Linked DNA regions of Homo sapiens: region 1 is linked to region 2. Evidence: chromatin loops called from intact Hi-C (ENCODE). Cell type or tissue: dorsolateral prefrontal cortex. All regions are shown on one strand. Links, peaks and the distances in the headings refer to the core of each region. The heading gives the core; the rest is flanking DNA. Region 1 overlaps STRN (striatin). Region 2 overlaps VIT (vitrin).

Region 1 (16,115 bases), core at 7,113-12,112, 77 kb after region 2:
GAGAAGCATCATTGTTATGACGATGGAAAATGTGGGGAATGGAATATGTAGAAATTGTTTTAATTGGTTAAAATATCTATAGATTTAATATTTTTAAAATCTAAGAGCCTATTTATATGTTTTTTGGTGGAAAGTTGGACGTTAATAATTTATTTCCAATTTCTAGATTGGTCTCTGTCATTTGGGACAAAGAGTAAGAGAGACATAAACCACTATAGAAATAATGTCTTTATGACAGGAGACTAGGTCTAGATAGCAGGGTCTTCAGAATCCCAAAAGGTGAACACATGTAGGTGGGTCACAGGTAAGTTGGGCTGGGGAAGCCTGGCCTTTTAAGGTGTGGATTTCCCCAGAAACAATACTGATCCACTGCCCATTAAAACATGTATATCTCAATTAAACAATGGGGGAGGAATAGGGAGAGAGAAAGACAGAACTTTTTAGCCAATATTTGGCATTAAACTCTTTCATCCAGGTTTCCAGGAGATTCTTACAGGGATTAATAGAGGACTTCTAGGGTACAAAATATTTGTTTTTATTAGTGCTTCTGCAAAAGCAGCTGCGTGAAGTTAACCATACTCTTTGGGCTATTAATAATTATGAACTGTTCTTGGTAGATGTCAGATAACTTGAACGTGACAAAGAAGAAAGAGCACAGATCATCTGAAGCATGATTAGGTGGGTGTTGATAAATGATTATTAGCAAATAAATTCTATCTTTTCAGTCACTGAAAAGTAAGATTTCATTGGTATGAAATAATCACTCTGGTACTATAAATGTCACATGAATAAAGTGAATTTTAAAATAGAAATTATTAAAGAGATATGCCCTGTTTACCCTTAAAAATAAACAGAATTTCAAACCTGAATAAGTTAAATCTGTTAGTAAAAGCAGAGTCGATCAACTATTCTTCACAATGGTGAGTGCTTGATAGCTAAACTTTAGAATGATACCAAATCTGTTTTCAAAACTGTAATACAATATAGAAATCTGCTTGCAAACTATTTGTCTAGCATTTCTGAATAATAATATATTTAACATATTATTGCATTTTTCTCCCCCTAACAGGTAAAATGCTTTGCCAGGTGCTTTATGTGAACAGCTGAAAGGAGAGTCAAATTAAAAACTCAGTTTAACACTGCCTGGTCATTATACACAAAGGGGTTAATATGGCAGATATGATAAAGATTACTATTTTGACTACTTAATGTGTTTTAACAAGATTTCTCAGGGGAGAACTTGGTCTAAGTTTCCCGTTTTCTTCTATTCAGTCCCAGCTATCAAGCTTTTAAATTATCCATTGTAGCATGCCCTACTTACTCAACAGGGACAAGCTAAACTTGTATTCGCTCAGGCCTGCCTAGCGAATTAGAACCACCTCAGAAATAAAGGCGCCTATTGGGGAGAAATTTGAAACAGACCTCAGGCTCACAGATTCAGCTGAGCTTGCAGCAACCTGAACAAACCTTAGTTTTAGAAAACAGTATATGAATTGCAAAACTATACTTCAACAAATGTTCTCTGTGCTCCTTCAGCAGAACAAAAGGGCAGGACGAGATGATTCTTGCCCTCGTCTTCTGTATCTCTTGTGTGCAGTTGATTACTTATAAACAGCTAGAAGGTGAAGATGATGCATTGCGTCATACAAAGACTTTAGCCAGTGCGTCAGCTCCAGCACTGGCTATATAGCATTTGGATGGGTGGAAAGCTACATCATGAATCGATTCTTCAAACTTTTTTCGATGAGCTGTGAATTCTTGGATACACGTCTTACTTTCTAGATTCCATAAACGTATTGAACAGTCATGACCTATATCCAAAAAAAAAATTAAAAGGAAAAATTACATTAACATGAAAATGGTAAGGACAAATAAATAATCCATAGTTGAGGTACTTACTGCCAGACATCAAGTAAAGGCCATTGGGATCAACTGCTAAACTTGTAACAGCTTCTAGGTGGGCTACCATCGAGTGGATCAGTTTGCCTTTGGAAAAAGAGATTGTTACTCCTTATTAATGCCTTTCCTCATCTTCAATATTTGCCAGCTACCATGTCCTGCTGGTTTCTCCAGTCATCCCTCTCTGTGTGCTTACTGTATTAATAGCTTTTTCCATCACCTAAAACAACATGTCTCCCTCTTGCCTCTAGTCATGGCAATGATATGGAAAACCAAAAAAAGCTCAAATTTTAGATTACACTTTTGTCTTTTAAGCCACGATATGGAAGTCAGTAATTTCTACACGCAACCCTTAAGCCACGTTTGTTAATTAGAACTTAGACATTATTAATCACCTACTTTGCATTCTTTAGCTACTGGCAAATTATGAGTTGTGGAAACACAGAATTCAAATTCACAGAGAGAAAACAATGAGGCAAGGAAAAAGGGACAGAAAGAAAACATGGCCACAATTTTGGTGGATACAACATACAGAAAAAAATTTTAAATATTAAATGATTCATCACCAGCAGCTAAACAAAGTCAGCAGAAGTCAACATATTAACAAGGCAGATACTTAGGTAAATATGGCAGCTAATATAGGGTGCTTTCCTCCCAGCACAGTGCTTCCTAAATTTCCTTTATACTGGTGAAATGTAATAAAATAAAACTTGGGCAAATCTCCATGCACAATTCAAATCAATGAGGACCAACCAGTCAGTTTTATAATACAGAAAAGATTAGTCTATGGAAAAACGAATACAATGACCTGGAGGTTTTCCATCCGCAACACTAAAAAAGGCTATTTGGTAATGGAATAATTGAATATTGAATAATGCTATTCAATAACTGAACAACTTTAAACAAAATATAATGACCATATGCCTCTATTTCCAATGTTTCTACTTTTCCCCAATATATAATACTACAATAGATCATAGCAACAGATCATTTTTATTTGTATTTGAGTGAACTTTTCCTGGTGTCCCTAGTGATAACCTTGGCTCTAAAGCCTACATATAGCATCTGCTCACTATTAAATAAACCAAAATGATTCTGTATTGTATAATAAAGACTAGTCTTAGCAGATTTGGATAGAGTGAAGAGAAACTGAGACGGGAGAGTATTTGGGGTTCAGTGCCTATTCCCTGACTACGAAACCACCAAGAGACACCAAAATTAGCCTACTTGTGGTAGGGATTTTTTTTTTTTGCTTTAATAAAAATCAATTCTTAATAAATTCTTACCTGTATTGTTATCATAGAATTTGATGTGCCTGTCTTCATGAGCAGTGATGCTGATCGGAAGAGTAGGATGACTGATGACTCTATTTATTTGGCAGGAAGAGTTGGCTGCTAAAAAGAAAAAATTAAAAAGCAACACAACTTAGTCAAAGATATTTTTCACACAAAGGAGAACTGAATTATCTATCTAAGAGACTGAAAAAGTAGGCCGGCCGCGGTGGCTCACGCCTGTAATCCAAGCACGTTGGGAGGCCAAGGTGGGTGGATCACGAGGTCAGGAGATCGAGACCATCCTGGCCAACATGGTGAAACCCTGTCTCTATTAAAAATACAAAAATTAGCCGAGTGTGGTGGTGCGTGCCTGTAGTTCCAGCTACTCAGGAGGCTGAGGCAGGAAAATCACTTGAACCCGGGAGATGGAAGTTGCAGTGAGCCGAGATCGTGCCACTGCATTCCAGCCTAGGTGTCAGAGCGAGACTCCATTTCAAAAAAAGAAAAGAAAAAAGAAAAAGAAAAAGTAATAATGTGACTTTCATTATTTGTCTTTAGTTCATTTATTCTGTGACTGTTTTCAAAATTTCAATGTTAGGAAAGAGAATTGCCTGATAAATCTGGAAATATTTATAAATTACAATTTCCTGCTATATGTGGGTGCCATCTATGGCTTAGTCTAGAGCCACTAACGCTGTTCATTCTACAATGTTCTGTGAGATTTTGCTACTTTAAGTAAGTTCTATCATCACTTACATGGAGATAATTCTCAAATTTAAATCTCAGCTCTTTTTGCATACAAAGTTCTGTATCACATCATTATCATCTAAAGATATATATGACAAAGAGGGCTTCTTAATCCTTAAATCCCTTTATCACTCTTCCTCATCATAATAGAAATGGTCATTTGACAGAACTAGGTTTGGAATCCTAAAAGTCAGCATCCTAACTGTATTTTTTGTGTTAGTAAGTTCCAAAGAAACTTCAATTATACACACAATGAGACAGGCAAGCACATATCATTAAGCCTATATTACAGTGAACACATCAAGGTTCAGAAAAAGTTGTGACTCCTCCACAATCAGGTGACAAAATCAGTACCTATTCTAACTTCTGACTCTCTCCCAACCTGATGGTTCATGCAGATCACACAACTGTCAAAATTGGTTCCTAAATGATCACACATTCTTCCTGAAAGGCTTTTATTAAAAAGAAATCAGTAATTTAAAACCTCAGTGATTTCTGTTAAGCTTTTTTTAAGAGAAAAGAAAAACTGACATAAAGAAAACACTAATTGAAGGTATGTCAAAGTTTTAAAAATTAAATTATGGTCCAGGGAGAGGAAGGGGTGTCCTTGTAAAATATATTACTGGAACAACTCTCAAAATTTGAATATAAATAGTAATTCAGATAATAGTATTGTGTCAATGTTAAGTTTCCGGATTTTGATCATTGTAATACACTACATCAGAGAATGCCCTTGATCTTAGAATTACACGCTAAAGGATCTAGGGGAATAGGAGCATGACGTCTCTCATATGGTTCAGAATTAAAAATTATACACATATATAGAGTGAAAAAGCAAATGTGACAAAATGTTAAAAACTGCTAAATATGTGTGAAGGGTAGCCAGAAGTTCTCGTACTATTTTTGTACCTTTTCTGCAAGTTTAAAATTATTTCAAAATAGAGTTTAAAAAATTTTTTGAACCCTAGAATAGGTATTACAAGTTTATATTCACATAATAGAAAATACAGCTAAAAATAGTCTAATCTTACAGGATTTTCATGTGGCTCCTAGAAATATAACATCTTAAAAACTGAAGACAGTCTTTTCCCAATGCTAGTGGCAGGTAATTACCCAGCCTGTTATTTAAATATAAAATGTGGCTGGGCACGGTAGCTCACACCTGTAATCGCAGCACTTTAGGAGGCCGAGGCAGGCGGATCACTTGAGGTCAGGAGTTCGAGACCAGCCTGGCCAACATGGTGAAACTCTGTCTCTACGCAAAATACAAAAATGAACCAGATATGGTGGCACACGCCTGTGGTCCCAGCTACTTGGGAGGCTGAGGCAGGAGAATCGCTTGAGCCCAGGAGGTGGAGGTTGCAGTAAGCTGAGATCGCACCACTGCACTCCAGCCTGGGCAACAGAGCGAGACTCTGTCTCAAAAAAAAATAAATATAAAACAAAAACTCACTTGACCATGTGGAGTAAGTTCTTAGTCAGTTACACCTGGTTTAGATCCTAAACAAAGAGATGTTTATTTATAAAATTCAGACTACGCATTATTTCCTCCACAGATAATACTCCATTGAGCAACACCCGTGGTAAAGTCCAGCAAGAGAATAACAGTAACAACAAAAAAAGAAATACTTTAAGTGAAATATCCCATATATTCTGAGAGAGACGTTTCAGAGAATAGCCTCAATTGCTTTGAGAGCTAGAAAATAAATATGATTGAAATCAAATCATGGAAACAGGCAAAAGAAAGTTCTTATTTGGTAACACTTTTAAGGAAGCTTCTCCACTTGATGATAAATCAGAGAAGTCGGCAGAATGCAAAGAACACTACTCATACCTAGCTTGTGACGTATCTGCTTCAACTACCTTTGACTTTACCACAGTCAAATCGCCATTGACATCAATGAGAAGAAGGGTAATTTATTCCTATTCTAACAAACATCCTTCATCACTTTAAACTCTATATAAAACTCACTTTCTCCTTGAAGCTTGTTTGGTCCTTTCATTTTTTTAAAAAAATATGCTAAATTCCAAAACAGAACAACACAATCAATTATAAATAACAAGGGGTAGTTCACAGTAAAACATAATAAGAGACTAATTTAAGTTTTCTTTATACAACTTTAAAAGTAAAAAACATAATTTAGAAAATGTCAGGACATATTACAACTCAAAATAATGATCATTTATTCCAGTAATGTTGCCTTTGTTAAAAACATTCTTGGAAGTTTTCTCAAAATGTTTCCAGTGTCAAGTAAAAAGTCCTATTAATTTAGAGTCACATCTCTTGGGGGAAAATGTGGATTCACTCGCCTAGTTCTCTTTATCCATCTTATCTACCAGACTTGACATCTTATTAACCTGCAGTCATTAAAAAGCACTATTTCCACTCAGGATGTTCACAAATTGGCCATATAATCTCTGAAGGTAATTACAAAAATGTTCTCATCCTTTCTAATTTCATATTAGTTTTTTATTTTGCTACTGTAGCTTTGAGTCATATATTTAAACATGATTTTAAATTTATTGAGAGTCTAAAACCTGTAATTTCTTGCTGAAAAAAATTCTCCTTTTCCAATTCTATCACCTGAGTTTAATTTATTTTCCTGTCTCTCTCGTTTACATCCAAGTAGCTCAAAGTTCTATTCATGCTTACTTCCCCAAACAAGTCTCAGCATATCAGAAGAAAACAATGAACAACAGGTTAGGAAGGGAAAATGATGAAAACCACAAAGGAATAAAGAAACTTTTTGAGAGAGAGAGAGACAGAGAGTGAGAACACCACAAGAACATATGTAAACATATGCATGTACATGTTCACACATGCATGTGCACACACACAACATATCATCACTTTTAAAGCTAGTTCTCAGATTAAAACAAGAGTATATGTATGTCGTATTCTTCATCAACTGCAACCTAAACTGTGATTGTCTAGATTATGGCTAACGACAGAAAGCAATGGTTAAGAAAGCCAAAAACCAAAAAAGAGTCTGTAATATCTTCTTCATAACCTGAAAAAGCACTTATTTCCTGACTTCCTGCATCCAATAAGAAGCTTCAGGTTTGGAATTCTGAGTGCCACAACATGATCTGTATTGAGCTGTACCAAATCATACTATTAATATAAAATTAAGTTGATTTAAAATATGAAATTACGAGAAATGAAAAATAGAATTTCCTATTCAGAATAAATATGGCTTTCTTCAAATAGAATTGAAAATTAATCATTTAGTATAAAATAAAACTTGACCCATAACAGCTCAAATGCTATTTCAAACAGTATAGTTATAAATGTACATAAACTTAACCCAAATTCTTAAAAGGTAAATAATTACAACCTTCTAAGTAACTGTGTTCTGAAAGTTAAGAGACAGAAAGCTTTATAATGACAAATATTTTTCACAGCTGACTCTAGTAGTCGTAATTTTGATTAAGTTAAAAAAATAAACACAGACAATTTAAAATTGGTATGCATACTTGTATCTACATTGGATTCTAAAGTGAGAATGCGTTGTTGTGTTTCCATGTTAAAAATGCTTGTATATCCCTTGCTGAATGATGCTACCATATGGCTCGGGTCACTGCTCACTAGATCCACAGAGGCAGGGATTCCCAGTTCTGAAAGAGAACATATTGAAATAGAATGGCAATTAAACCATCTACTTGACAATCTGCTTAAAATAGAGCAAAACAAAAAATGGCATGGTTTCCTTAAGAAGTAAACAAGGCTTACCATTAGAATAAGAATTAGCTCATAACTATTCATTGGAGATTATTTCTTTGTAACTTTTAGCCCTAGTCTATTTATTTCCCTTACCTGCTTAGCAGATCTTCTACCTGTTACTCAACTGATATATTCATGGAATGCAAGCCTTTATTTAGAGAGCAAATGGAAAACATGTATGAATTACAAATTTTGCTGCTTCCGCCCAACCTCAAGCTTAGAGTGACATAGTGGGAATTCTTCATTTTAAAAAACCCATCTCTTATTAGGGATGTTAGCTCATCAAAAATAGAGAAATTAAAAAGTAAAATTTAAAATTATTATTTATCGTTAGAGTCATGCAAATACCATATGAAGACAACTCATCAAAGCCTGGAAAGAAGTTATAATAGCTCAAGAATACAGAAGGTATTTTTATTTACCATCTAGAATACATGAAAACTTAGAGCTTATTTATAAACATAAAAATAGAAGGAAACATATAAAGTGAATATAATAATCTGATTTTTTTCATTTGGCTCAAAATCTAACTACAGCAAGGTAACAGTTCAAAAATGTGCATACTGCAGAAGAAGATACACAAATAACCAATAAGCAAACAAAAGAAATGCTCATCAAAATTAGCCATCAAAGAAATGCAAATAAACTATGATGAAATACTACTACACATCCACCAGAATGGCTAAAGTTAAACAGACTGACAATACTGTATGTTTGTAAGGATGCAGAGCAACTGGAATGCTCATACACTGCTGTCAAAGGTGTAAAATGGTACAACTACAAAATTTTTTTGAAAAATTTTTAGTGACTTCACATAAAGTAAAATAAACATCCACCTGAAAGCCCAGCAATTCTAAGTCTCTACACACCTATAATGAAAATATATGAATGTTCATAGCAGCCTTGTTCAAAATAGCAAAAAACTAGAGACAACCCAAATATCCATCAAGATATAAATGAATAGACAAATTATGGCTTAATGAAATACTATCAAATAAAAATGAAAGAAATAATTGATATAACACAAATGAATTTCCAAAACATTATAATGAAGAATAAAAGCAAGATACAAAGAACACATACTTTACTATTCCATTTACATGACGTTTGAGTAGATAAAACTAATCTATGATGAAAGAAATCACAACAGTGGGTACCTCTGGCTGGGAATAAGGAAAGGAGGGGACTGACTTGGAAAGACACGAAGGAACTTTGGGGAGATAAAGGAAATGTTCTATCTCTCATACGGTTTGGATCTGTGTCCTCACTCAAGTCTCATGTCAAACATAATCCCCAATATTGGAGATACGGCCTGGCGGGAGGTGATTGGATCATGGGGTGGATTTTCCCCTTTGGTGCTATTCTCGTGATAGAGTTCTCACAAGATTTGGTTGTTTAAAAATAGGTCCCACCCCCTTCTTCCTCCTGCTCCGGCCATGTAAAACATGCCTCCTGTCCCTTTGACTTCCACCATGATTGTAAATTGCTTGAGGCCTCCCCAGAAGCCAAAGAAAAGTTGCTATGCTTCCTGTACAGAACCGTCAACCAATTAAACCTTTTTTTTTTTTAAACAAATTACCCAGTCTCAGGTATTTCTTTATAGTGGTACGAGAATGGGCAAATATAGTCTTTTTTTTTTTTAAAGAAAATGTAGAGACAGGGCCTCGCTATGTTGCCCAGCTGGTCCCAAATTCCTGGCCTCTCGTGATCCTCCTGCCTCAGCCTCCCAAAGTGCTAGGATTACAGGTGTGAGCCACCACACCTGGATTCTATGTCTTGATTGATGTATGAGTTACATGGGTGTACTCATCTATCAGACTCACTGAAATGTATCCTTAATATCTGTTTTTCACTACATACAAATTATATCTTAATTTTTTAAAATCTAAAATCTGTGTGTTCTTTCACCAAAAACTATGCTTTCAAAAATTATAGGCTGGGTGCAGTGGCTCATGCCTGTAATCCCAGCACTTCGGGAGGCTGAGGCAGGCGAATCACTTGAGGTCAGGAGTTCCAGACCAGCCTGGCCAACACAGCAAAACCCTGTCTCTACTAAAAAAACTACAAAAATTAGCTGAGCGTGGTGGTGTGTGCTGGAGGCTGAGGCAGGAGAATTGCTTGAAACTGGGAGATGGAGGTTGCAGTGAGCCGAGATTGCGCCACTGCACTCCAGCCTGGGCAACAGAGTGATACTCCGTCTCAAAAAAAACAAAACAAAACAAAACAAAACAAAACAAAATTATATATAGGTTGGAAATTCAAACAAATACACTTTCGTGGCTTCAAAAACTTTCAAATTAAATTTAAAGAGTTCAGGGAATCATTTATCTGCTTGCTTATTTTCAGAATAAACTGTTTTATAGAGGATTCAGCAAAATAATTTTTTAAAGTATGTACCTTTAGTATCATTAAATACACTTAGTGCTGGAGCAACCTCAGTTGTATTCCATAAACGCAGAGTGCCATCTGCTGAACAGGACAACAAACGCTGATGTGCTGCACTATAAGCCAAACCCCAGACTGCATCCGTGTGGCCTAGCAGAGGGCCTCGTAAAACAGAAGGATCTATACAAAACAGTAAAAATGCAAAATCAGGAGAAAAACAACCACAAAGGTACTTAGATTTCAGAGAAAGTAAAATATATAAACAATAGCACCTGATAACAGTATAAAATATGATTCTTGGTTTCTATTATTCTTCTGACAGGCTACAGTAAATCAAAACAAGCTTGGAAATATACAAATATAAAGTTAAAAAATTTTAAATTAAAATTTAAAAGCACGTATTTTTCCCCCTTAAAAAAACTGAGTATTTCCTCCCCCTTCCTTTTGTCCTTCCATTTGTCTAAATATTTTTAAAGCACGTTGATACGAAATCATTTGAATTTAATTCATCTTTGGAGAAACCACAACTCACACTCCCTGAGGAAGTGAACAGAGAGGTCCTCTCCCTCTCTGAAGTCCCTTAGCACTTTGGCTATACTTCCTTCTGTTCACTTATCTTACTATATGATGGATGGCAGTTTTTCCTGAAAATATGGCATTCATAATGGACAGGAAGTGACATCTACAGGAATCCCCAAATTCTCAAACAGCAGTAACTGAGATGCAGTGATAGTGTATGCAGGGGAAGAGGGAGGGAAGTGGGGAGGTTAAGCACAGTCTCATGATAAAAGTCAAATTGGAAACCTTATTAATCTTCACAATGATTCTATGAAGTGGTACTTTCAAGATGACTCACAAATGTTAAGTCTGGAAATGTCAATGGTGTTATGTCTTATATCCTCTGTCACACATACCATAAAATATTGAAGACACACTGTGTGTCAGGCACTATGCTCAATGATGGAGCCAAATACATGATTAATACCCAATTCTATCCCAGTCCTCAACAGACAATGTTGAAAGTACAATAATTGTGACAGACATCAGTTAGCAGAGAGTAACTGGAATGAGTGAGAACTTGGAGAGTGAAACCTAGAATTTACAGATGTTAGCCAGTTGAAGAAGAGGGGGAGAACATGATTGACAAGAAGGCAGCACCTACAAAACCACATGAAAAAAGAAACAGCATGATATGCAAGTAAATGTATAAGCAATTCAGTATTACTGGAGTGTGGACTTTGAAATAGGAAGTAGATGGGATGAGGGCATCTAGTTTATGGTGTGATTTCTACTACATATTAAGGAACTTGGAAATTATCCTGAAAGCAACAAGCAATCTGTCTCCAGGGGCAGCAGGATCAAGTATGTATTTAATAAGGTAAGCTTGGTAGTAGTACAGAAGACAGATTAGACAGAATCAAGACAAAGGCAAGAGATTGTTTCAGCAGACAAAAAGAGTGACAAAGACCTAAGGCCAGGGGAAGCAGTGAGACAGCCAGAGCAGAAAAAGTAAACTCAAGAAATATTTAGGGAGTCATTACCAAAAAACTAGGTAATTAGTAAGTGGGGACAGTGTGACAGAACAGGGAATCTGAAGTAATTCTTAGGTTTCTAGTTTGGGTGATTCTCATAGTGCCACCAACTAAAAAAGAATATACGAGAGAAGAAACACAGAAAATGCTAGGATTTACAGACAATGAAACAGTCATCCTGAAATTCCTGTAGTCAATCTGAAGCTTAAAGATGTATGAGTCAACTATATGTAAAAGTACAGATGTAGATTCAGTCTCTCAAGGAATGTTTGTACACTGCAAAAAGTTAGGGTCTGGGTCTTTATAAATGTCAATATTTAAGGCAAGAAAAATAAAAGCAGTTTATGAAGGACAGGGAACAGAAATTGTCACAAAGGGTCAAAAAGCCAATAGAATGGACAGATTTCAAAAAGGATGGAGTTGTTAACAATCTCAGATACAGCCAATACATCCAGTAAAATAAAAGACTAAAAATATTCTTGGATCAGGCAATTAGTTACTGACAATCTTGTTACATGTAAGTGTTGTAGCCAGAAGCCAGAATGTAGACAGATGAAGCACAGAGAAAAAACATGAAATTAGTAACTGGTAATTGTGTTTTCTAGACAATACCATCAAAGAAACAGATGATGAGGAAAAGAGAGGGACTAAACAGAAGGCAGAGACGGAAACAAGGTCAAGAAAAGGCTTCTCCTTGACCAGAATGGAAGATACCCGAATTTACTTATTTGCTGAGGGGATGGAAAGGGAGCAAGGAGGGTAAGGCTTAATTAAGATGCAAGAGAACAAGAGCAGAAGAGCAAGAGATTAGAATGCAGTCGCAAAGAGACAGAGAGAGATTCGAGTACAGTCACAAAAGAAACTAAAATGAATAAAGTCAAAATGGGAAGGACTGGCCTAGGACAGAATGAGGGACAGTTGATCCTCTGGCAGAGAGGTAAAGGAAGTAAGGAAAGACATGGAACAGATAACTTATAAGAGAATTAGGGGAGAGTGGGGTTACCTTTCACAACATATTAATGCTCGTTAAATAAATGCTGGGAAAAATTTTTGTTTATTGAATTTCTTATCCTTACTCTGGTTTGGTGGTAAAATTAATCTAAAATGATGATGAAATTAAAATGCTTTTATGACAAATGTGATACTTCAAACTACTCTAGAACTTAACAGAAAACCAAAATACCCAATTCCTAAATAGTTTTTACAAATGAATCTGTGGTCATATCCATTGATAGATTATAATATGATTTATGATGTATGGTATTGTTCCCAAAACTAAAGGGTACTTCTTAACTTCTGAGGCCTTTTACATATTTTGGTGTCATGGGCTTTAAAAATTATTAGCTTCTACAGCCCTCCAATAATTGACCAAGGGGATGGCACCAACATTCATTTTCCTTAAAAGTTGTTTGACAAGAATAATGATGAAATATTATTACAGATTAGTAATAATGTATCAAGAACTCTACAGATGCCTAAAATAAGAAAACAACTGTCAGTCAAGCCTGTATTTCCAATCAATAAGACTTTAGAGAAGTGGGAACTGTATTTTCAAGAATGTGTTCTTCTTTTCTTCTTTTAGCATTGTATATCAAGTTAATTCCTAAATACAGAAGTCCTTTTTAACAAAATAAAGATGTGGTTCTCTTTACCTATTTATTTTCAAAAATCTCTTTATCTCTTCCTTTTATATTCTATGAAAAAATGTGTTTAAAAAACCAATTTTATTCCTTCAGATCTTTGGGAAATCACCTACCATAAGAATCATAGGGGTCGATGTTGGGATTAGTGGTATTCCAGCCCTGGATCAGTCCATCAGTACCACCACTGTAACACTGCTCACCATTGCTGCTCATTACCACACAAAGCACTGGACCTCTGGGAGATTAAAAAAAATAAATCAACTGCTATTCTCAAAAACCAACCTGATAATATGACTTGTTAAAAATAAGAATGTTTAATTACCCAAATGGCTATTTTTCTGCTTTTTATAAAAAATGAAAACACAGGTACTATCAAAGCACTGTTCATTTTTCTTCCTCTGGTTTAAGAGGTTGGTAAATTATGGTCAGCAGGTCAAATCCAACCACTGGTCTGTTTCTGTACAGTCCTCAAGCTAAGAATGGTCTTTACATTTTTAAAGGGTTATAAAACAAAACAAAACAAAAAACAAGAATATGCAACAGAAATTATATGACTAGCAAATCCTAAAATATTTCAAAAAGTCTAACAGCCTGAGTCAGATATTATGTGACTCTTTATATAAAAAGTATGCCAATCTCTGTGCTAAATCAAGAGAAAAGGCACATTCCTTAAACAGAAACAGAAAAAAAAATGCAATGTATCATTGCGTGAGCACACACACACACACACACACACACACACACACTTCTCACAAAACTTTTTAACTTTTAGTTTCAAGGTTACATGTGCAGGTTGGTACTATAGATAAATTGCATGCCTTGGCGGTTTGCTGTACATATTATTCCCTCACTCAGGAAAAAAGCATAGTACGCAATGGGTAGTTTTTCCAATCCTCACCCTCTTCCCACCCTTCACAGTCAAGTTGGCCCTAGTGTCTATTGTTCCCTTCTTCTGTCCATGTATACTCAATGTTTAGTTCTCACTTATAAGTGAGAACATGCAGTATTTGGTTTTCTGTTCCTGCATTAGTTTGCTTAAGATGGTCTTCAGTTCCATGATTTTCCTGCAAAGGACAGGATCTCATTTTTTATGGGTGCATAGTATTCCACGGTGTCTATGTACCACATTTTCTTTATCCAGTTTACCGATGATGGGCATTTAGGGTGACTCCATGTCTTTGCTACTATGTGCTATGATTAACACACATGCATGTGTCTTTATAGCAGAATGATTTATATTCCTTTGGGTATATACCTAATAATGCTAGGTTGACTGGTAGTTCAAACTTCTTTGAGAAATCACCAAACTGGCTTTCCACAGTGGCTGAACTAATTTACACTCCTACCAGCAGCATTTAAGTGTTCCTTTTTCTCCACAGCCTTGCCAGCATCTGTTATCTTTTGACCTTTTAATAACAGCCATTCTGCCTGGTGTGACATGGCATCTCATTGTGGTCTTGATTTGCATTTCTGTAATAATAAGTGTTGTTGAGCATTTTTTCCTGTCTGTTGGCCACATGTATGTCTTCTTCTGGAAACTATCTGTTCATGTTCTTTGCCCACTTTTTAATGGGGTTGTTTTTTGCTTGTTAATTTTTGATTTGCATTTCTGTAATAAGTGATGATGAGCATTTTTCATGTCTGTTGGCCGCATGTATGTCTTCTTTTGGAAACTATCTGTTCACGTCCTTTGCCCACTTTTTAATGGGGTTGTTTTTATTCTTTTTTTTTTTTGAGATGGAGTCTCGCTCTGTCACCCAGGCTGGAGTGCAGTGGCGCGATCTTGGCTCACTGCAAGCTCTGCCTCCCGGGTTCACGCCGTTCTCCTGCCTCAGCCTCTCCGAGTAGCTGGGACTACAGGCGCCCACCACCACGCCCGTCTAATTTTTTGTATTTTTAGTAGAGACGCGGTTTCACCGTGGTCTTGATCTCCTGACCTCATGATCCGCCCGCCTCGGCCTCCCAAAGTGCTGGGATTATAAGCGTGAGCCACCGCACCTGGCCTGCTTTTAGCTTGTTAATTTGTTTAGGTTCCTTACAGATTCTGGATATTGGTCCTTTGTCAGATTCATAGTTTGCAAATATTTTCTCTCATTCTGTGGGTTGTCTATTTACGCTGTTGATCGTTCTAATGTGTGCAGAAGCTCTTCAGTTAAATTAGGTCCCATTTGTCATTTTTTTTTTTGGTCATTGTTGCAATTGCTTTTGGTGTCTTCATCATGAAATCTTTGCCAGGGCATATGTCTAGAATGGTATTCCCTAGGTTTTCTTCAACTTTTTTTAGTTTTAGGTTTTGCATTTAAGTCTTTAATCCGTCTGAATTGATTTTTATATATGGTATAAGGAAGGGGTCCAGTTTCAATCTTCTGCATATGGCTAGCCATTTATCCCAGCATCATTTATTGAATAGGGAGTCCTTTCCCCATTGCTTTTGTCAACTTTGTCGAAGATTAGACGGTTATAAGTGTGCAGCTTTATTTCTGGGCTCTCTATTCTGTTTCATTGGTCTATGCTTCTGTTTTTGTACCAGTACCATGATGTTTTGGTTACTACAGCCCTGTAGTATAGTTTGAAGTCAGGTAATGTGATGCCTCCAGCTTTGTTCTTTTTGCTTAGGATTGCCTTGGCTCTTCGGGTTTCCATATGAATTTTAAACATTTTTTCTAATTCTGTTAGAATGTCATTGGTAGTTTGATAGGAATAGCATTGAATTTGTAAATTGCTTTGGGCAGTACGGCCATTTTAACAATAGATTCTTTCTATCCATGAGCATGGAATGTTTTTCCATTTCTTTGTGTCATCTCTGATTTCTTTGAGCAGTGTTTTGTAATTCTCAGTGTAGAGATCTTTCACCTCCATGGTTAGCTATATTCCTAGTTATTTTATCTTTTTTGTGACTACTGTAAATGAG
Region 2 (16,115 bases), core at 6,580-11,579:
CCTGTAATCTCAGCACTTTGGGAGGCCAAGGCGGGCGGATCACGAGGTCAGAAGTTCGACCAGTCTGGCCAAGATGGTGAAACCCCATCTCTACTAAAAATACAAAAATTAGCCAGATGCAGTGGTGTGCACCTGTAATACCGGCTACTCAGGAGGCTGAGCCAGGAGAATCGCTTGAACCCGGGCAGCAGGAGTTGCAGTGAGCCGAGGTCGTGCCACTGCACTCCAGCCTGGGTAATAGAGTGAGACTTCATCTCAAAAAAAAAAAAGAAAAAGAAAAAGAAAAAAAAAAAAGATGTTCAGCTTCACCAGGAATCAAGTAAGTACAAATTAAACAACAAAATATCATTTCTCAGCAACTCTCATTGGAAATCGATAATACACAGTTTGGATGAGAGTGTGGAGAAATGACCCAGAATTCACACTTCCAGGAATATATCCTAAGGTAATTATCAACCCGGGGTGAGAACAGATGCTGTTCATAATTTTTTAAAGGAGATAATTTACTTATTTATCACTAGAAGAATGGCTAAAGAAGTTACTATACAGGTAGTAAAATGTTGAGAAATATGTGCGCTTAGTGCCACAAGAGAATTGGCCTGGGGCAGATCATTCAGTCAAAGAAGCAGGCTACAAAACAGCATGGGAACCAATCTCATTTTTGCAACGTGTGTTGTACATGAGAGCATGTACATCCCACAGAAAAAGGGATACAACTCTGTATGCCAGAATTGTATACCAGTAACTGCTGGCTAGAGGATAAAAGGTGATTGCTTACTATGCATAGTATATCATCTTATTTTTACAGTAAGCCTATGTTATCTGCATAATTAAACAGAAAATAAGGCTGCTTTGAGGCTGGGCGTGGTGGCTCATGCCTCCCTAATTCCAACACTTTGGGAGGCCGAGGCAGGAGGATCACTTGAGGCCAGGAGTTCAATACCAGCCTGGGCAACAGAGCAAGACCCCTGACTCTACAAAAATAAAAAAAACTTCCGTGGCTCACGCCTGTAATCCCAACACTTCGGGAGGCTAAGGCAGGCAGATCACCTGAGGTCAGGAGTTCAAGACCAGCCTGACCGACATGGAGAAAACCCATCTCTAATAAAAATACAAAATTAGCCGGGCATGGTGGCACATGCTTGTAATCCCAGCTACTCGGGAGGCTGAGGCAGGAGATCACTTGAACCTGGAAGGCGGAGGTTGTGGGGAGCCGAGATCATGCCATTGCACTCCAGCCTGGGCAACAAGAGCGAAACTCCATCTCAAAAACAAAACAAAACAAAAACTTAGCAGAGCATGGTGATGTGCACTTGTAGTCTCAGCTACTCAGGAGGCTGAGGCAGGAGGATCACTTGAGCCCAGGAGTTCAAGGCTGCAGTGAGCTATGATCACACCACTGTACCCCAGCCTGGGGGACAGAGTGAGAGCCTGACTGAAAACAAAAAATAAACAAACAAACAAAGAAACCTACTTTGAAATTGTGTCAAATAATTGGAACATAGACAAAAAGAGTCAAAAGCTGATTTTGGATAACTCCAGTTCTAAGACAAATTGATATTTTTTTCCATGCCCTCTTGCTCTTCCCCTTCATGACATTTGGTTATTTCCGTCAGCTGGGTTTTACGTGCCTCTCTTTCCCTTCCAAAGGCTTTGCATTTCTCTTAACAGAATGTTTTATCTCCCTTCTCCCTTTTAAAACCTTGCTTTAGAGAAATTGCTCAATAAATAATGAATGTTGAAGTGTGTTTCCTTCGCTCACAGAGTAATTAACGATAACCCATTGTGTACCTCTAAAAATGATGAAAAGCTAATTCTATTTGCATCAATACCACGTTAACGCAGCTTAAGCAAATTGCTGAATGTTAAGTGACACTTCTACTGAAGGATTACTTCAACCTCCCCATGAGTGGCACAGTTGAGAATTATTGTAAGAATAATGAAGTGTAAAGAAATATGGCATTTGACTAAAAGATAGATACTTTGATAGTTGTGAAATACAAAGGTTATTATTACCTGTAGTTTTTAGTTGGTGTTTTAGGTTAAATACTCTTTTTTTTTTTTTCATTTGAATTCCTCTTCCAAGGCAGGTTTGGACTGCCCAAATATAGAGCTTCACCTTGTTTCCAACCTTGGTAATGTCTTGCTAGGTTGGATCATAGAAAGAATGAAAACAGTCAGGTTAAAATTTATTGGCCGGGTGTGGTGGCTCATGCCTTGGGAGGCTGAGGCAGGCAGATCACTTGAGGTCAGGAGTTCAAGACCAGCCTGGCCAACATGGTGAAACCCCATCTCTACTAAAAATATAAAAAATTAGTTGAGCCTAGTGGTACGCACCTGTAATCCCAGCTACTCGGGAGGCTGAGGTGGGAGAATCGCTTGAACCCGGAGGTTGCAGTGAGCTGAGATCGCACCACTGCACTCCAGCTCTGGGCATACAGTGAGACTCCGACTCAAAAATAAATAAATTAATTAATTAATTAAATAAAATTCATGCTCTGACCAGTCAAATGTCCTTACAGATCTCTGGTCCACTGCCACCTACACAAGCAGCCAAAACAGGCCCAGAGCTGATCCAGGTAAGACCTTAAACTCCCTTTCCAGCCACTGATGAAAGTTAAGCTTGTTTACATGCGGTTCCTCTCCACATCTTTGCCATTTAATTTAGATTTGGACAAGGACTATTAAACCACTTAGGCCAACAGAAGATGCCACTCAAGGGCCCAACTTCTAAGAAAACATGTAAAGAAGTGGTTAAGTAAGCAAAGCCCTGTCCCACTCTCTGTTCCCCTGAAGCGAGTCTGTAGAGGTTGTGATAGGAATGTCTCAGGATTCAGTAACCGGGCTCTTACAGACCTGAAAAGGGGCACTCTCTGGGGCTTATTTTTGAGGAACTACGGTAAAACACGAAGGGAAATTTGTATCATCTCCCAGGAAAGAGGATTTTTTTTCTCTCTTTTTTGCCTGAGTAATTCTATGCCACGGGGGACAGAAACACATTCTCTCTCCCCGGGAGTTCACCTATGAATTCTGAAATGCCCCTGGCTGTCTTCATTTCTGTATGGTTTGGCCGAAGAACTAGGAATCCAGCAAATTCTCTTCTCTGCAGCACTGTTAAGGCCTGCAGAGATTAGAAAGGAAAATCTAGCAGGGTTTGACGGTTTCCACAAACTCTACTCACAGCCCGGTCTATGAGCTGATAGACTTGGTGGAAGTATACCATTCCCTCTGAAGCCACAGGACACTAGGATCAGAAGCAGGTCTTCTCCCTGCTGGGGGATACTCGTCCACTCTCCACATGTTCTTAGAAACTGTAGGTTCTGTTTTGCTTGCTACTGGATAGGAACAGGGGCCCAATGGGCTCCTCTGGTCAGGGCGAGCAGCTTCTATGAGCTTCACAATTGCACCTTTGCCAATGCACATGCTGTTGTCCTGGACAAAAAGGCTTGAGAATGAGAACACTGGCCAGGGCAAGGACTCCAAGGCCATCTTAGGCCTCTACAGACTCGTGGGACTCTACAGGAGCCCAATCCATGGAGCACTGTTTCCTCCTGTCCCCTTGGCCAAGATTTTTGCCTCCTCTGCAACCCCCAGAAGTACAACCAGGCACAGAGAGCTCGGCCGACTTCCAAGGAAAATCTGAACTAAGGTAATTTTCACCGGGGGCAAAATAAGGAAAGAAAGCAGCCTGCTGGTTGTGTGTAAATCGGCTGACCCTGTGTAATCCCCTCAGGTATCCAAAGGCAAGATCCTTCAGGAGCTGCCTTCCAGAAACCTGTTGGAGCGGATGTCAGCCTGGGTAAGCTGCCCACTGCTTACCATCTCTGCTCCCTAGGAATTTGCTCTGTGGCACTTTGCAAACATGAGGACCTCCCCACACACTTGTTCTTGGCCTCTGCAGCTCAACTTCAGGTCACCAGAGTTTGGGAGCATGCTAAGATATTTTAACCTCGAGAAAATGTCTCTTTGATTGATCTGTTCTCAGTGCATCAAAGAGAAAATCTTTGTCAACGAAGACATCCAAGGGCTGTCATTACTTTATGTCTCCTCAAGAGGTTCCCTCACTAAGCAGCCTCTTTGCCTCTCTGCACCTACCAGGCCCATCCTCAGACAGTCCTCCAGGATAAAGCACAAATACCCAGATACAGCACATGGTTCGGATATGGCATGGGGGATGGTTGGCAAGGAGGCACATAACCTGATTTGCATCTTCAATTTTTTACTGCCTGACAATTTTGGGTTTGTTTCAATGCTGTATTCTGCTGAATGTATTTGGCCTCATTCCCTTTTTCTGAGTTTACCATCCTCCAGTTCTATAGCTCTGGGATTCTCTGTTTCTTCTCCATTCTCCTTTATGCTCCCAATAATGCCACTCTGTCTCGACCCACACAGATGTTCCTAGATGTTCCTTTACCTTCAAATCCTACCCAATTTCTGCTGCTTCTCTCCTCACCATCATCCCTGCAACTTTGCTCTGAGTGCCTCAGAGTCTCCCATGAACTCTCAGAGTGTTCCTGACTTAAAGGACTCCCCCAACACACTCTAGGTGCTCAGACCTAGACTAGCTATGAAGCTCCATTATGGCTCCTACAGGGGAAGGAAGCCATTTGCACACCCTGAGTAAAGGCAGGTAAGAACATTTGGAGTTCTTAGATATCCTTCGACCAACTCTCATCTCAGATGCAGTCATGTATACAAGGCAAGCTGCCCAGTTCCTCAGCTATAAAATCGTCAGATTATGGAATTGGAAAGAATTGTATAAAGTACATCTGGTCTAACTTCTCACCTGAAAATGAATCACTTATGGTGTGCCAGACAGAGGCCTTTACCCTATATCGAATAACTTCAAGTGGTAGGGAATTCCCAGCCCCTTCATTTGGTGGGTGGCACTATTAGACGTAACTATCCAGAACTTCAGCTCCTCATTACTAATTTGTCTAAACCAGTGGTTCTCAAAGTGTGGTCCAAAGACCCCGCTTTCAGAGATTCTGTGACATCTTCCCTTCTCTGACTACATGTTGTTGTGAGGACAGATTTTCTCCACATATTTCAACAACAACAACATATCACAACTGACTGCAGGAGCTGATAACAGACTCCAGCTATCTTCTATTATGATAGACATTGGAGACATTTGCCACTCTTCTCACTGAAGCCTTGGTTTTAGAAAACAGTTTTTTTTCAGTAAAAATTAACGCTTACATTAAAATATAATAATTCTATTGTCACTTTGAAGTAAATTAATAGTTAGGCCGGGTGCGGTGGTTCACGCCGGTAATCCCAGCACTTTGGGAGGCCAAGGCAGGTGGATCATTTGAGCTCAAGAGTTCGAGACGAGTTTGGCCCACATAGTGAGACCCCGTCTCTATTAAAAATACAACAATGAGCCGGTGGTGCGTGCCTGTAATCCCAGTTACTCGGGAGGCTGAGGCAGGAGAATCACTTAAACCTGGGAGGCCGAGGGTGCAGTAAGCTGAGATGGCGCCACTGCACTCCAACCTAGGTCACAGAGTGAGACTCCATCTCAAAAAAAATAAAATGGCCTGGCGCGGTGGCTCACACCTGTATCCCAGCACTTTGGGAGGCCAAGGAGGGCAGATCACGAGGTCAGGAGATCGAGACCATCCCGGCTAACACGGTGAAACTCCGTCTCTACTAAAAACACAAAAAATTAGCCAGGCGTGGTGGCGGGCGCCTGTAGTCCCAGCTACTTGGGAGGCTGAGGCAGGAGAATGGCATGAACCCAGGAGGCGGAGCTTGCAGTGAGCCGAGATCACGCCACTGCACTCCAGCCTGGGCGACAGAGCGAGACTCTGTCTCAAAAAAATTAAAATTAAATAATAAAATAAAATAAGTAAAAATAAAGTAAATTAATAGTTAAACAAATTGTCAGTATTCTGTTTCAAATGAGAAAGTGCACAGTTGTAATTTCTAAATGATAAAAATTAATAGATATAACTCGTACAAACTAAAGGTCTTTGGGGTCTTTGACAATTTCTGAGAGCATAAGAAGGCTGAGAACCTTTGAGAGTGCCTTAAATTTGAGAGCCTTTCAAATACATGAAGCTAGACTTCATGTCTTTTTTTATATCTCATCTTTTCCAGGATATCTCTTTAATCCCTCCAATAGGTCTTTGCTGGACTTGGCAGTACACCCTCTAACTATGCTGTAGACTATTAATAATTCATACACCAGGGCACCCCGAGCAGAACACAGTGCTGCCAGGGTAGTGTGCCAGGCAATTGCCTCTCTAGTCCTCAATACTCTGCTCCCACTAAAACACCCCAACTTCCATTTGGGGTAAGGCTTGTCTCACCACTGGCTCATCTCCTACTGAGCTTGCAATACCTAAAGTCGCTGGGATTTTTTATCATATACCTCTGTAGAAGCAGGTCACCTCAATCCTGTCTAGACACAATCGAGTTTTTGAAGCCCACACTGGAAAATCACATATCTCTATTAAATCCTTCCTTCGTTTAGTCGGCTGCAATCTTCCTGAGTATTCGTTCTGTCATTGAATGTGTTAACATCCTTGTAATCTTTGTGTCATCTGGAAAATGGATAAACGTGCCACCTGTCTCCATTCCCTTTACTGATAAAAATATATCACATGGGGCAACCGAATCCTGCGATCCGCACTAAACACCTCCTTTGTGTTTAGATCAACCCAGACACAAGCAGTTACATGTGGACCTGATGATGCTGTCATCCTCCTTTCTACAGGACACCAGGTGTCACCCATGAGTGATTCCTGCCACTCTCTCCCACTATGCCTTCAGCCACAGATATAAATTCATGCACCCCCCATTTAAGCTGAAGCTCTCATATGAAGGGGATCTGTTATTTAATTTTTAAAAAATGTACTGAGCATACTGTATGTCAGATACTGTCCTGTGCATTAGAGCTACAAACACGAATCAAGTATTTTCAAATTCTAGAATTATGCTGCTGGGGCTTTTGCCTTCACAGGCCCCACACTCTCCTACTCCAGAGTCATCAGCAACACCACTGCCTCCTACACACTGCGTCCCCCACTGCCAGCCTTTACCCCTCCTACCACGGTTCTGGGAGTTGGGGCAGGCTACTCCTGCTGTATGGAGGAGGCAGGGGTGGTGGGCTCCTGATAATTCAAGTTAAAACCTGGTGGCTTTTCCTCAGAACCATCCTTATGCTGGTTGGCTTCTTGGTACCATGAGCTGTGTTTGAGTCAAAGAAGCTTCACTGGTCTGGAAACCTAACCATGGAGTTAATGTTTCCAAGAGAAAAGGCTGCCAGGTTTCCCAAAAAATACCCCACACCGAGCCTTGGATGGTAGCCCATTTATAAACCTGGGACTGTCGACGCTTTGTTGGCATGATGGCTTACGCCCAGGACCCCAGACTGTCCTCAGCCTTCTCTGAGAGTCCTTGTGTGATGCGCTACCAGCATGGCGACACCCTGGGCACAGCTGCAACAGCCCACCCTCTTAGTGCTCCCCACTTCGGTACAGCAAGAAGCAGCTCTCCAGGGAAAGTGCAGCCCTTGGGACATGAAGCCAGGTGAAGGGAAGGGAAGCCTAGAAATTCTGCTGGTCCAGATGCCTGCTGCCTTTCAGAGCCACTTCCTCCTAAAGACTACACCCCAGGGGAGTCACTGGGAAGAAACGAGGGAGCTGAAGGGACACTCGGGCTTCTGTCTTATAAAATTTGAGAGCCCAAAGGGCCATGTTTGCAGCTCTTGCTTGGGTCCCGTGTTGGTGACTTCTAGATGGAACAGAAGGAGCTGGAACCAGCACCAAGATCACACCACAGTCTTAGGAGCAGGCATGCTTCTGGGCCCTTTTGAAGACTTGACTACATTAGCATGAGTTGCAGGTGGCTGGGCCAGGCCCAGCTCTTCAGTGCCCTAACCAAGTACCCCGAGGTGCTGAAGCGATGATGACTCCTAGTGTGTGATAAACAGATGGTGGTTAGGGGTAGGCTTTGGAGCCTGCCCGCATGGGCTTAAAGTTCTGTTCTGCCACTCCCTGTGCATGAGTTTCCTCACCTGTAAAATGGGATCATAGCTGCACCTAACTCACTGGATGATTGTGACTTAATACGTAGAAAGTGCTCAGTCAGTGCCTGACACTAAGCAAGCTCTCCATAAACACCAATGGCTTCTACATTTTTACCCCAGAAATCATTCAGAACCAATATACCTTTGTTTTTTTAATTTCCAACTTGTATTCTAAGCTCAGGGGTACATGTGCCAAAGGTGCAGGTTTGTTACATAAGTAAATGGGTGCCATGGTGGTTTTCTATACAGATCATCCGATCACCTAGGTATTAAACCCAGCATCCATTAGCTATTCTTCCTGATGCTCTCCCTCCTCCCACCTCCCAACCCTCCAACAGGCCCCAGTACGTGCTGTTCCCCACCATGTGTTCTCATCATTCAGCTCCCACTTGTAAGTGAGGACATGCAGTATTAGAACCAACACTTCTTTTAGACCTGACTGTATCTATGAGATGACCAAGCAAGAATTGTCACAAAAACACAAAAATAATTCCCTGGTTTTCTAAGAGTGACTTACACTTCTCAGAGTGATTTTATACACATTTACCTCCTTCAAGTCTCCTCCATGTGACAGTGTAGGGAAAGTCTTTATGACAACCCTACACTGCAAAAAACTGGAGGCAAACCTGGAAAGAAAGTAAGTGAGCCCCCCAGGCTCCCAGTTGGTCTTTGGTTGACCCAGGATGGGCTTCTGATGTCTTTTCTTGATACCACCCTGTTCCTCCTTGACGCCAGAATACAAATGTTCTCACAAATTTACTTCTCATTACTACTGAGTCCAAAAAACACCAAGTCTCAGCTGTCCAAATATTTTTCAGCCTTTGGCTTTTGGATGAATGTAATTTGGTTCAAACTTGTCCCAAACAAACCGAAAGTGGCATGAATATAAGGACAGGCTTCTAGGACAGGAGCAAGAGGCTTGGAAATCCCTGATGTTGGGGGACTGTTTATCTCTTGATAAAGTAATAGAGCACCCAGCATCCTAATCTTCCTGACATTCAAGAGTGCATCGGAAGAAGGAAAAAGAAAGCAAGCAAGCCTTGGGCAAAAAGTGAGGGAAGCCAGCAGCACATTTTTTTAGGAAAAGGGTAAAGTGCATATTTTCACCAGTAGGTGGCGATAAAGTAATAAGGCTAAAGAAGCAGGATGTTCTTGATCAGAATGTTTAAGCAAGTCATAAATATCTTGAATGCGGAGACTATCTTGCCCAATCTGCTTATATTACTTACAAAGAAATTAAGGCTCACAAAGGGTATGTGACTAGCTCAAGGTCACACACCTGGTTAATGACCGAACTAGATTAAACTCAGGTCTCACCATTAAACCAGAATGTGCAGTAACAGATTGCCTTTCAAAACTGTCTGGCATCTTCATCACATAAAGAAAAATATCACCCTTTTTTCAGTGTGTTAGTAATTTCAGCTGGCAGAAAAGCTGATAGCCTTTAAGAAATAAAACAGTTGATCATGCTCTCAACTTTCTGAGCTAAAATAGAGAAGGAGGGAGGGTGGGATGGAGGGAGGGAGGGGAGACATGGAAAAGAGAGGAAAGGAGGGAGAGGGGCAGAAAGAAAGGGAAACAGCCATTTGTGTGTTATAAGGCTTCCTGACACATTTGTGCTGTCCCTGAGCCCCTCTCAGCCATGATTTTCCAAAAAAGATCAGAGATTATTGAGTAAGACTCTCCTCCTCCCCTCCACCCCTTCTACTTCATTAGCACCAGTTTGTGGTTGAAGGCCATTAAACATCTTACTGCATACAGGTCCAGGTGCTACTTTCCTTTATTCTGCTTGAGTCACACAGTGAGAAGCAGAATCTCGGGAAATAAGCGGATTGCCTGATCTCTGAAGGGGCCATATTTGTTCAGTGTAGTTCCAAGGAAGGGAATTCAAACAGGTGGGACAAATGTACCTAGAACGATATTAGGCATATAGTGAGTGCTTAATAAGTGTGGATGTATGGATAGATGGGAAAGGATTTAGGGCAAAAGATTCAGTCTCAACAGTGCAAGAAGGAATCTACTACTTTGGTTGAATATGTAATGAATCCCCTGTCTCTGGAGGTATCAAGCACTAGCCAGCCACTCACAGGCCAGGGATGTTGCAAAAACAGATTGGGAGGTGGTTTGGAGTGGATGAATTTTTAGTTCCTTTTGAATCCAAGGATTCCCATTATTCCAAGATTCTTGGTGCATAATGAAAAAGAAATTGGTAAAGATGTTTATGCCTTTGACTTTAAGAGCTTCAGATTTTAAAAAATCATACAGATTTCAGGTTGCTTCATCCAAAATTCTGGCCCTCTGTTCCTTTATTGAACTTTCAGACACAATTGGGAAACCTTATCATCCCGGCAATTCACTCAAGAGTTTCTGCTGGTTTGGTTTAAGTAACAAGTTTGTTTCTTTTCAATTTTGAAAATCAGGAGAGATGGACTCATGGAAACCTGGATCGGTCCTTTTAGATGAAGGTAATTATACAGCCCAACCTCTCAGCCACGCGTGGATCAAGATGCGCAGGATAGCAGAACTAAGAGTCTAATAATCCAGCTGGCATAGCGGCCGAGCTCCACTAGCCTAGGATTTCTAATGGCTCCCGCCTCTGATTTAAGGGTCCTACAAAGGGCACATTGAAACTCCCTCCCTAGGGAGGCCTGGGGTAAGGGGCAATATTGGATAACAAAAGGGAGAGAGGAAACGTGAAGACAAAAAGCCAGAAGGGAGCTAGTTTCCCACCCTCAAAATGGGTTTGGACCCTGACTCTATCTGGCAGCACACTTTAACTTCCTCCAACTCCACTTCCTCCTTTGCAAAATGGCTTTCAGGTTTTCCCTTCACGAGAATGGGTGTTGTTTGCTGCGTACTGCATTAAATATTTGAAACTCCAACACACAAGACCTTCCAGCTCTTCATGGGAGGGAAGATTGTACTGGTAGGGGAAGAAGGAGGTGAAGGAGAGGACTCCGCCTCTGGACTTGTACTTCTCCCCTTCCTCCAACGCAGAGTCTTGGGGCGTTTCCACGACAGGCTCCTGGCTGAGAAATGCTGTTAGCCACCCAAAGTGAATGTTTAAAATGATGTGAGGAAGTGGGATGAGCTAGCTGACCTTTAACGGAAGGATGAAATCATGTGCTTTGCAAACTGGAAAAAATAACAAGCCAGTAGAAAGCTCACTGCAGCCAAGCGCGAGCGAAGACCCCCGCACCTTCCTCCACTCCGGGGAATCCCGGAACTTCCGGGCCTCCTGAAAACGGGGAGACTCACTTCCAGTGCTGCAAGCGTGCTCTGCCTGGGAAGCCCATTCGTGTTACCAAGCCTAAAAGGATTCGCTTTTATTGTCTTTATTTCTTTAAATGGTATATTTATGAACTTGGCTCCCATGTACATGGCTCTAAAGACACCCCCTTCCCCAAGGCTGAAATGCAACTCACACACACAGCTTCTGAGAGCATGAAACCTTTTTGAATCTCTACTTCTAGTCTCAAACACCTGGGAGGGAGGAGTTGCATTTTAAGCCCTCTTATGTGAGTTACTTTTAAATAAACTGTCTTCCTCCAGTCCACATCCAATCCTCATTAGATTGTCCTTCTTGTGCCTTACTCATCTTCGTTCATTGTGTCAATCACCAAATGTTGACTGAGGACCTACATGATCTTGGCACGGTGGAGGTTTATTCGAGCAAGACACATTCTGTGGCTCAAGATTTTCAGAATTTTACAGAGACATAATTTACAATGGCCAAGTGCTTAACGCTTTCAGATGACAAAACTAAGGCTCAGAATAAAGAATAAATTAACAAGAACAGAACTCAAGTCTCCTGATTTCAAATCCCCCAGCAGAGTACTATGTTTTTGATAGGCTGTAAGTAAATATTAATTTATTATTTTTCTCAGGATGGGGGTGATGTGAAAAAAAGCACAGTTAGCTTTAAGCCAAGCCCCCAAGCTGGGTGTGAATATCCATTATGTCCCCTCCCATGGGGTAAGGCCAGCTGCTTCCTTTCCTTGTAAGTCACCAAAAGTTTTACTGCTCTTTCCAGGACTTGTTCCAAAAGAAGAATTGAGCACACAGTCTTTGGAGCCAGTATCCCTGGGAGATCCAAGTAAGTTAATTGACAACTAGAAACCCACGGTGTCTTTGACATCTGAACTGCTCTCTCCTCTCTTCCCACTCACTCCCACTCAAACCTGCCTCTCTCCTACCGTGGATCTATTTATCTCCTCTCTTCTGACACCTTGTTCTAAGGGGAAAGGGAAGCTTTTGAAGGATATAAACTGTCTATGTGCATGAGGGGGAGAGGATCAAAATGTTTTAACATCACTATGGCAACAGGGTGAAGAATGGGATGGAACGGAAAGACAAGGAAGGATGAAAGGAGGAGACGGGCAGGTTAGCAGGGGCAATGGTCTACTGCAAATGATGGTGGCCAGAACTCGGAGTTGGAAGTGGAAATGAAGATAAATGGGCATATTCAAGAGATACAGAGAAGGGAGAATCTATAAGATGGAAGGTGGAGGTTCGAGAGAGGGAGAAGTTAAAGATGAGTTGAGCGACTAGGTAAATGGTACTACAATGAGGAACACTGGGGATGAAGCAGGTTTATGTCTATCATTTTCTTCGAGACATTTGATCTGGTAGAGAGAAGACTACCCAGGTCTGACATTCAGAAGGAACAGCCCAATCAGAAATTTAGAGTTGTAAGACAATGAGCTATGGTTCGAAACCGAGGCTATGAGAACAGAAAATGTGACTTAGGGAGACACAGTAAAGTAAGAAGATACAGAAGACTTAAGCCTGGAGAACAACACTAGGTGGAGGAGAAACCACCTGAGGATATCAGAAAGGAAGAACCAGAGAAAAACAAGGAAAATGAGAAAGACATAGTAGTAGCCTGCAAGGTATGGAAAGAAAGCACCTGCATATTCCGCTAGAAAGTCACTACTAGTCAGCCACCAATGGACAGTGAGGCTCAACCTTGCTGCATATGAGAATCACCTGAAGACATTATTAAAGATGCCCATCTTCCTGCCTCATACCTACTGTATCAGGTTCTCCCTAGACCTTGCTACCCAAAGTGTGGTCTGGAGACCAGCAGAATCAGCATCAGCATCACCAGGGAGCTTGTTAGAAACACAGACCTGCTGGTTCTACAGTGATTGATTCCTTTGCACATTTACCCTTGAGAAGCACTTTACAGAGTGAATCCCAGGAGTCTTCATTTGTTGAAGCTGCATTAGCAACCCTGATATGTACATGACTGTGGTATGTATCCAGAGTTAAGAAACACTGGCCTGATGTATTGGACAACACAAAGCATTAGTCTATAAAATGGTACCATGTTGAAGGAAACTACAGCAATTAAATACATTGATAGAGTGATTCCCATAGATACTATATCTTACTTTCTCTTCCTTGACTTTCAACCTCTGATCTCTTCTTTAGCCATAATAAATTGCTCACACTGAACATTGTATAACCCAATTCTACCTGTTAGCACTGATGCTGGCATCTTCAGATCAGAATGTTTTCACCTCTATATAAGAAAGTCATGGGTCTCAGTCAAAACATGCCCTGAGCTGGAACCATTGTCATTTAAAAGAGGAGCAAAAGTAACCGTGGTATCAGCCATCAGGCCAGTGAGTAAAGAGAATTAAGCAAATAGAGAAACAGCTCACCTTCTTAAGACCTAACTATAAGATGAATACGTTAATCCTGAAAACAATTCCAGATGTAAGAAATAAGGAGAAAAACTGCCTGTGAGGAATCAAAATAGATGCTACAATATCCATGTACTTTATTCATGTAAAAAGAAAATCCCCTCTGGCCCTTACTCTAATTAACACTTGTTCCCAAAAATACTTTATTCCAAAAGGTATATTGAACTAATCTGCTGACATCTGGAAGGGAAACTCCACCTCAGGATTACTTCTCCAACTTTACTGTGCACAGGAATCACCTGGGGATCTTGTTAAAATGCACGTCTGTCTCTATAGGTTTGGGTGGAGCCTGAGAGTCTAGCAAACTGTAGGTGCTAGTAGGCGGCAAACCCTGAAGAACTCCACTGCCACCTGCTGGCAACAATTCACACTGCAAGCCCCGCCAGAAAAAAAAAATGAGTTGGCCTTGCTTGGGAATCCACAACATGATAAGCTGCATATGAGAATCACATGCTGCTTCTCCTTTCCTTTACCCCAGGTTTTAGTGGCATTTTTCAACTCTGCTTCTGGACTTTATTTGCCTCTTTCATTCTTCATCTCAAGATCATGCTTGGGTATAGGCAGTTTGGGGACAGCAAAGGACAAGGGAAGCCAGTTGAAAAGGATGAATTGGTAGGCACTGAACGCCCAGGCAGACAGGAGGTAAAAGCTTTTCTTTTGAGATTTGCTACTGAGCCAAGGTACAAACAGGTGCCCTGATTCTAGATGGAGTGAAGTCAGCCAGTGCCAGACGGGTCCCTCTCATCTCCTACTTCCCTGGTTTTGATTGCCATGCAACACTGCAAGATAATAAAACACATTCTCAGGTATAACTTTTCTCCTAATCACAGTTCTGCAGTAGCACTCAGCAATAAATATTTCTCATCAATTCTTCTGCTCAAAACTTTGTCAACTCATGTTCATTTATTGCTTTCATCTTTAAAACAATTTTTTAAAACCAGCAACAACCCTCTCCACCTACAGAGCTTCTCCTCCTGAAGAATGGGAAGACTCCAGCTCTGTGGCAACAATGCACCGTGGAGAACATGGGTGGTTGTGTGCAGATTAGAGAGGTGCAGGTCCGTCTGGCCGCTGCTCCCCACCCACAATGGGCAGTGCCCCAGTGTCCTCTCGGATACACCAGCCTAGAAATTTCCAACTTTACTCACTCTTTTTTTTTTTTCCTATATGGAGCTCTGTTTTGAAACATTTTTGTCTTCTAAATTGCAACTGTTAAATAATTTATTTTTCACTTTTTACTAATCAAAGGGATCTATAGCTCCCAATAAGAACCTCTGATCAGCACTGAATAGTCAGTTTTATACTGAGATGATATCATTCCTGTCTACCGCAAAGGAAACACTAATTTCCATTAGCCTGTGTGGCTTTTCACTAGTTCCTTTTGATGTTTGAAAGGGTGAAAAGAGCTTGCAGCCCATCCATCCCTTTACCTCTCTTATAACCTTCATATATCCACAGAGATCCAGAGATCCTAAGGCAGAATAACTATCCTGGTCCTCATCACAACTAAAAGAAAGAAAGAAAAAAAATCTCGGATAGCTACGAACAAGGGCTGACATCCTATACATATATGTAGATAATTTCTTTGGTTCCCTCGCCCAGGGAAATGAAGGAGAAGATTGATATCAATTTCTTATTCTATAATTCCTGCCCTCCCTCAGTGCTGGCCTTGCAGATCTCTCACACCTTATAAAAATCCAACACTGGTTTCTAAAAAGTTAGGATGAGAGCAAAAAGCCACACGCTCTTGCGACTCAGTCTTGATGAATTCTCACAACGGGGAGTCTGCACTTACAAGATCTTAGCCTAGGAAACCATTGACAGCCTTCCCTAGCTTGGCTAGGACGTCGCTGCTTCTGAAACCCATAATTGTGGCAGATACATAGAGTTTTAAACAGTTATGGAAATAAGGACTAGCCTAAGTGTCCAAGACCCTGGTGCTCAGGGAAACCCCTGTGGGATGTAAATAAATATACCCTGCATCTTCCTACCTCTTTTTCCCTTTCTTTTCATTTCTCAGGGGGCTCTGATGGAGAAAGAGGAACAAGAGGATGCCCAGGTAAATGCAGTGAGAGATCATGAGAATAATAGAGTCTTTTTCCGTTCCGCAGACTGCAAAATTGACTTGTCGTTTTTAATTGATGGGAGCACCAGCATTGGCAAACGGCGATTCCGAATCCAGAAGCAGCTCCTGGCTGATGTTGCCCAAGCTCTTGACATTGGCCCTGCCGGTCCACTGATGGGTGTTGTCCAGTATGGGTAAGTGCAGTTAATGTTCTGAATCCAGAAAGGAAGTCATGCCATGTGCTTAATTTTATGCCACGTGCTTAATTTTATGCCACAAATATTACCAACATGTCCTTGAG

The links. Peaks named below come from ENCODE experiments on the same cell type or tissue, not always from the same donor. Only the 100,000 strongest peaks of a DNase experiment are listed, where the experiment ranks them.
Region 1: it touches region 2 in a loop (4-fold over the local background); 3 of 110 quality-filtered maps call a loop at or near these places.

What each region holds. Positions count from the first base shown.
Region 1 is chr2:36,847,815-36,863,929 of GRCh38, forward strand. It overlaps STRN (striatin), which reads right to left. Exons shown (of 18, transcript NM_003162.4): 13 at 13,318-13,439; 14 at 10,042-10,209; 15 at 7,398-7,538; 16 at 3,186-3,293; 17 at 1,900-1,986; 18 at 1-1,811. The coding sequence ends at 1,642. Among named protein-coding and RNA genes, the nearest start is that of STRN, 110 kb to the right of the region's middle. In dorsolateral prefrontal cortex, for the core only: no CTCF peak of the experiment used is centred there; a DNase peak (open chromatin) is centred at 10,147; H3K27ac peaks cover 137 bases.
Region 2 is chr2:36,771,269-36,787,383 of GRCh38, forward strand. It overlaps VIT (vitrin), which reads left to right. Exons shown (of 16, transcript NM_053276.4): 8 at 2,523-2,579; 9 at 3,734-3,799; 10 at 10,459-10,503; 11 at 12,072-12,134; 12 at 15,861-16,008. All of the region lies in intron 1 of LOC124905990 (a long non-coding RNA gene), which reads right to left. Among named protein-coding and RNA genes, the nearest start is that of VIT, 83 kb to the left of the region's middle. In dorsolateral prefrontal cortex, for the core only: CTCF peaks have their summits at 9,152 (motif pointing right) and 9,353; no DNase peak of the experiment used is centred there; H3K4me3 peaks cover 389 bases.